2 separate regions of the Homo sapiens genome follow, and region 2 is linked to region 1. Evidence: chromatin loops called from intact Hi-C (ENCODE). Cell type or tissue: endothelial cell of umbilical vein. All regions are shown on one strand. Links, peaks and the distances in the headings refer to the core of each region. The heading gives the core; the rest is flanking DNA.

The links. A loop is a pair of places that touch in the nucleus more often than their neighbours do. Peaks named below come from ENCODE experiments on the same cell type or tissue, not always from the same donor. Only the 100,000 strongest peaks of a DNase experiment are listed, where the experiment ranks them.
Region 2: a loop joins it to region 1, with 5 times the contacts of the local background. A loop is called at or near these places in 5 of 110 quality-filtered maps.

The regions. Positions count from the first base shown.
Region 1 is chr15:32,661,198-32,664,125 of GRCh38, forward strand. All of the region lies in intron 10 of ARHGAP11A-SCG5 (ARHGAP11A-SCG5 readthrough), which reads left to right. The region is part of intron 2 of SCG5 (secretogranin V); the gene reads left to right. It overlaps LOC124903458 (a long non-coding RNA gene), which reads left to right and starts at 2,394. Exons shown (of 2, transcript XR_007064573.1): 1 at 2,394-2,928. In endothelial cell of umbilical vein, for the core only: a CTCF peak has its summit at 1,602 (motif pointing right); a DNase peak (open chromatin) is centred at 1,604.
Region 2 is chr15:33,085,407-33,088,334 of GRCh38, forward strand. All of the region lies in intron 5 of FMN1 (formin 1), which reads right to left. Among named protein-coding and RNA genes, the nearest start is that of FMN1, 110 kb to the right of the region's middle. In endothelial cell of umbilical vein, for the core only: a CTCF peak has its summit at 1,280 (motif pointing right); a DNase peak (open chromatin) is centred at 1,305.

The sequences.
Region 1 (2,928 bases), core at 205-2,704:
AAGTCAGAGCAGGGTTTACACCCTCGGTACCATTTAGATGTGGGTCAGATAATTCTCTGTGGTGGAGGCTGCATCCCTGGCCTCTACCCACTAGATGCCAGTGGCATTTCCCCCATTTGTGACAACAGAAAATGTCTCCAGGCCAGGTGCGGTGGCTCATGCCTGTAATCCCAGCACTTTGGGAGGCCGAGGCGGGCGGATCACCTGAGGTTGGGAGTTCAGAGACCAGCCTGACCAACAGGGAGAAACCCTGTCTCTACTAAAAATACAAAATAAGCCGGTTGTGGTGGTGCATGCCTGTAATCCCAGCTACTAGGGAGGCTGAGGCAGGAGAATCACTTGAACCCGGGAGGCAGAGGTTGCGGTGAGCCGAGATTGCACCATTACACTCCAGCCTGGGCAACGAGCGAAACTCTGTCTCAACAAAAAAAAAGAGAAGAAAGAAAACATCTCCAGACATTGTCAAATGTCCTCTGAGGGTCAAAATCAGACCCGCTGTGGAGACCCATGGCTCTAGAGGCTTTGTTTTTTCTGCCATCACACACTCGGAGGGAAATTTGGGGGTAACTTTAAGGATGCTATATGGATAACTTATGTTTCAGTATTTTTTCTTATGAAGATAATAAAAGCTGTCGTGGATCATTTCGAAAATAAAATAAAGATTGTTTAGAATCGTACCACCTAGAGATACCCACTTTCAGCATTTGGCTATGTTTTCTTCCAGTCTGTTTTCTGTGCACACATAGGTAGTTTTTAAAATCATACAGTAAATCTTTTATCTCTTTTTATACTTAATATTATATCAAGAACCTATCCCTATATTAAAATCAGTGTAATTATTTTTAGTAGCTGCATTATATCCTATTATATGTTTATGCCTCAATTTACTCAAGCATTTTTGCAAATGGCCATTTAGAGTTTTTCCAGTTTATCCCATCATAAACACAGCTTCAATGAACATATTTGTGCATAAACGTTTGTGTACAGTCTTGATAAATTCTCTGGGGTATATATTTCTATGAAAAGAAGAATAATTGGGTCAAGCTCTGTACCTATTGTTTAGGCTGCATTTCCTACATACTGTCAGGTTGCTTTCTGTAAGTGTTGGACTTATATGGCTGTGCTTTCTCTCTCACTTGTTTGTGGGTGTCTTGTCTCACTTGTTAACTATAAGTATTAACTTTTTAAAGTATTTTAATTTGATAGGCAAAAATGGCATTTCATTGTTTTATTTGTGTTTATTTGATGACCAATGAAACAGAACATCTCTTCCTATTATATAGCTTTTTGCTTTTCTTAGTCTCTGAAATATTTGTTAATACGATGCATTGCTTCTTTATTAGATCTAATTTTTGTCTATCCACTTTAAGATTTGTTTCTTTCCATTTTCACATGTAGACTTAAAACTACAGTTCTTTAAGCTATTTAGCAGCAGTAGAGGAAGACTTGAGGCAAGTTGGAGGAGAGATGAAGGGGAGTGCTTTTGTATAAATTGGAGATCACCTCAACTATAGAATTAACTGAGCCCTGAAGTTGGAAGAAGAGGGAAGAATGGCGAGAGAGGAGGTAGTGCAGAGGTGTGCGGTCAGGATTTCCTGTAATGGCCACCAGGTGGTGCCATCTGCCCGGGACGATTTGATGTCTCTGGTGCAGGAGAGCGGAGAGCTGGGGAGAGTATTAATAAGGTGGTCACAAGCGAGGTGATTGGAGTGCCATTCATACATGTGGGACATTAGTTGGGCCTCTGTAATTAACCTGTCAATGATCATGAGTTGGTGCACGTGTGTTTGTGTGTAGAGCGGGGAAGAGAAGATTAGGGCTGTTAAAAAAAAAGAATATATATATATATATATATATATATATATATATATATATATATATAATATATAATATGTTATATATACACATATGTATACATATATACATATATAACATATATAATATATGAATGGCAGCTTTATTGAGATATAATTCACATACTATACAATTCAACAATTTAAAGTATACAATGTAATGGTTTTTGGTATATTCACATAGTAGTATCAATTTTAGATTTTTTATTGCCCCAAAAGAAACTCCATTCCCCTTAGCCATTCCCCCCATCTCTGCCTCCTTACTCCTTCCCTCAGTCTCCTTTCCCCAGACCCTGGAAACCACTACTCTACTTTCTATGTCTGTGAATTTGCCTCTTCTGGACATTTCATATAAATGGAATCAGAATAGGTGGTCTTTTGTGGCTGTCACTGCTTGTCCTAGCCAATGCTATACCAGCTTGACTTTGTGGCAGGAGGCATCAGGGTATCCAGATAGACTTACTGTTTTAAAAGAAACAGCATTTCCAGGCTGGCTAGGACAGAGAAAACTACGTAGAACAATACTTTTCCTACCTGGTGGATCATCAGAATTACCTGGGAAGCTTAAAATGAAAGATTCCTGGCCCCTAATCTCTCCAGGAATTCAAATATGGTAGTTCCAGGGAGTCTGAGCTGCTTGGGATTTTTTTCAGTGCCACCAGTGATTCTAATGATTGTCTAGCTGTAAGCAGTGGGACTCAAGTTTTGAACAGAGGCATGAGAAGAAAATGGCATTTCCCTGCAGATGGGCTGTACCAGCTGCAGCTTCAAGTCCAGTGCCTCTTGTGGGAAAGGAGCCACTCCCTTGTCATTCGCCACATCTACACTGCAACGCTGGTTTATGTCAGACTATCATCTTTGACTCGGCATGACAACAGTGCATATTTGAAGGCCATCAAACCAATGATATTAGCCTTGTTTACGGTTTAGCTGGAAAATATCTCCCATGTGGTATAGTAAGAAGAGCACTGAATTTGAATTCTGAAGCTCACCAGAGTGTTCCACTGACTAGTCTCAGGGCTACTGTGAGCACCCAGTGAGAGTGGCCATGAGAGGTGACACACTGCACAAGTCA
Region 2 (2,928 bases), core at 241-2,740, 420 kb after region 1:
TCAGAAAATAATCTAAAAAAACTATTTTAGTTTTATAATTCTGATTAATGAAAAACTAAGCAACATACTAATATATACTGTTTAATTACACAGTATTTATATATACAAATATATATATCACATGTATTTATACATATATTAAAATTATACATATATACATATGCATAATTTATATATCATATATGTAATATATAAATATATAAAGCCCATAAAAGGCTAGTTCAGGAAATAGACATTTTTCATCTAGTGATAAATATCAAAAAACCTAAAAATACTTATAGAAAAGAATCCACCTCCTAGAATTTTATCATAAGGAAATAGTCCTAAATAATGGGGGGAAAGGGTATAGGAAAAATTGTATTTGTAGTCACGCTATTTTATTTCTAAATAGTGGTCCTATTCCAAAACTGGAAACAACTTCAATATCCAATAACAGAGAAATAATTAAATAAATTTTGGCATATCATTTCATGGAATATTCATCACTTAAAACACATCTGTAACGAGCTTGCAACAGCCTGGATAAGCAGTTTAAGAGTAATTGTTTGAAAGAGAGAGGAGGAGACCAGGTGCGGTGGCTCACGCCTGTAATCCCAGCACTTTGAGAGGCTGAGGCAGGCGGATCATGAGGCCAGGAGATCCAGACCATCCTGGCTAACACAGTGAAACCCCGTTTCTACTGAAAATACAAAAAATTAGCTGGGCGTGGTGGCATGCGCCTGTAGTCCCAGCTACTCAGGAGGCTGAGGCAGGAGAATCGCTTAAACCCAGGAGGCGGAGGTTGCAGTGAGCCAAGATTATGCCACTGCGCTCCAGCCTGAGCGACAGAGCAAGACTCCATCTCAAATTAAAAAAAAAAAAAAAAAGCAAAAACAAGACGAGGTTATAAAATCTGGCATGCTTTTATGTTTAAAAAAAATCTCTCATTGAAAAACAAACCATACTTAGTGAAAAAATACAAAAAAAAATTTATCAAATTGTACAGTCGTCTCAGCTGCTAAGATTATGAGGTTTTTTTTTCACTGTAACTATGTATTTCAAATTTTCTATAAGGATTGTGTAGGATTTTTATAATTGTAAAAAATTAAGTAATCATTTAATTTACAGAGGAAAAGGAAAACCAGAAATACACAGTTTAGCCAATTTTAAAAAACACATAAACACAGTATTTTTTAAAAACACAGAAGAAAAAGAAAGTAGCTTTTCAAAATCTACTTCAGCACTTTTACACTGTAGGCCTGCTGTTTGCGGCAAATGCAACTTAAAGTAATTGACCAACAGATGTCACTGTTACACTTCCTACTTTAAGCATCTCTAAAGACGCACAACTTTATATATGGGAACAAAACCAAAAACTTTACTAATTCTCATGTCATCTCCTGCAGGACTGCAGCTTTCTCATCTTTCAGCTTCATTTCTAAACCTCCTTTTGTAATATCTGGAATGTTGAATGCTGTTCTAAAATGACATACAGTGACCATGGTTTTATGGTTATGAAAAATACAGGGTTCTCCTGCTCTTTGATTGCCACCCATGTGAACATCACAGACTTAACCCACACTCGTCAAAAACATGGTTCCAGGTCTGAAAGTAATGAGCCGGAGAACACAAGGTTGTCAACAGGCATTAAAGTTAATGGCTAAAAAAAGAAAAAGTGCTCCTTAGATTTGTGGTGCTCACCTCATCTGTGACAGGAAACTGGATGGGTAAAGAGGGATTGCAGAGAATCACAATAATCTGGTCAATCCTACCAGGCCATCTAAATGTGGAAGTAGGTGAACCCCAGCCCAGTGCTTTCTAAGGAGGAGTCAATACTTCTGTGTCAATGAAAACAAGAATGAATAAGAAAGGAGAAGGTAGCTGGATGTGGTGGCTCACGCCTGTAATCCAGCACTTTGGGAGGCTGAGGCAGGGAACATTTTTGAGGTCAAGAGTTCGAGAACAGCCTGGCCAACATGGTGAAACCCCATCTCTACTAAAAATACAAAAATTAGCTGGGTGTGGTAGCTCACGCCTGTAAGCCCAGCTTCTCAGGAGGCTGAGGTGGGAGGACCGCTTGAACCCGGGAGGCAGAGGTTGCAATGAGCCAAGATCGTGCCACTGCACTCCAGCCTGAGCAACAGAGCAAGACTCCATCTCAAAAAAACAGAACAACAACAACAACAAAAAGAAAACAGGGAAGGCTATGTTTTTCTGAACTAAAAGTAGATCCATCATTTGATGCAGCAATCCAACTACTGGGTATCTACCCAGAGGAAAAGAAGTCATTATACGAAAAAGATACTTGCACATGCATGTTTATTAGCACAATTTGCAATTGCAAAACTATAGAACCAGCCCAAATCCCCATCAATCACAATGAGTGGATAAATAAAATGTGGTATATATTTACATATATACATATACACATATATATACATATATACATATACATACACACACATATATACATATACCATGGAATACTAAGCCATAGAAAGGAATGAAATAACGCCATTTGCAGCAAACTGGGTAAAATCGGAGACTATTATTCTAAGTAAAGTAACTCAGGAATGGAAAACCAAACATTCTATGTTCTCACTCATAAGTGGGAGCTAAGCTATGAGGACGCAAAGGCATCAGAATGATACAATGGACTTTGGGGACTTGAGGGAAAGGGTTGGGGGAAGCGAAGGATAAAGACTACACACTGGGTACAGTGTACACTGCTTACATGATGGGTGCACCAAAATCTCAGTAATCCCCACTAAAGAACTTATTCATGTAACCAAACACCACCTGTTCGCCAAAAACCTATTGAAATTAAAAAAATTTAAAAAATTTAAAAAAAACTGCAGAGGTTATTAAAAGTGAACAAAAACTTTAAAAAAGAGAAGGGAGGTGGTTATGTTTTTTAAATGCATTATCCTATATTCTGCAGATTTTCTG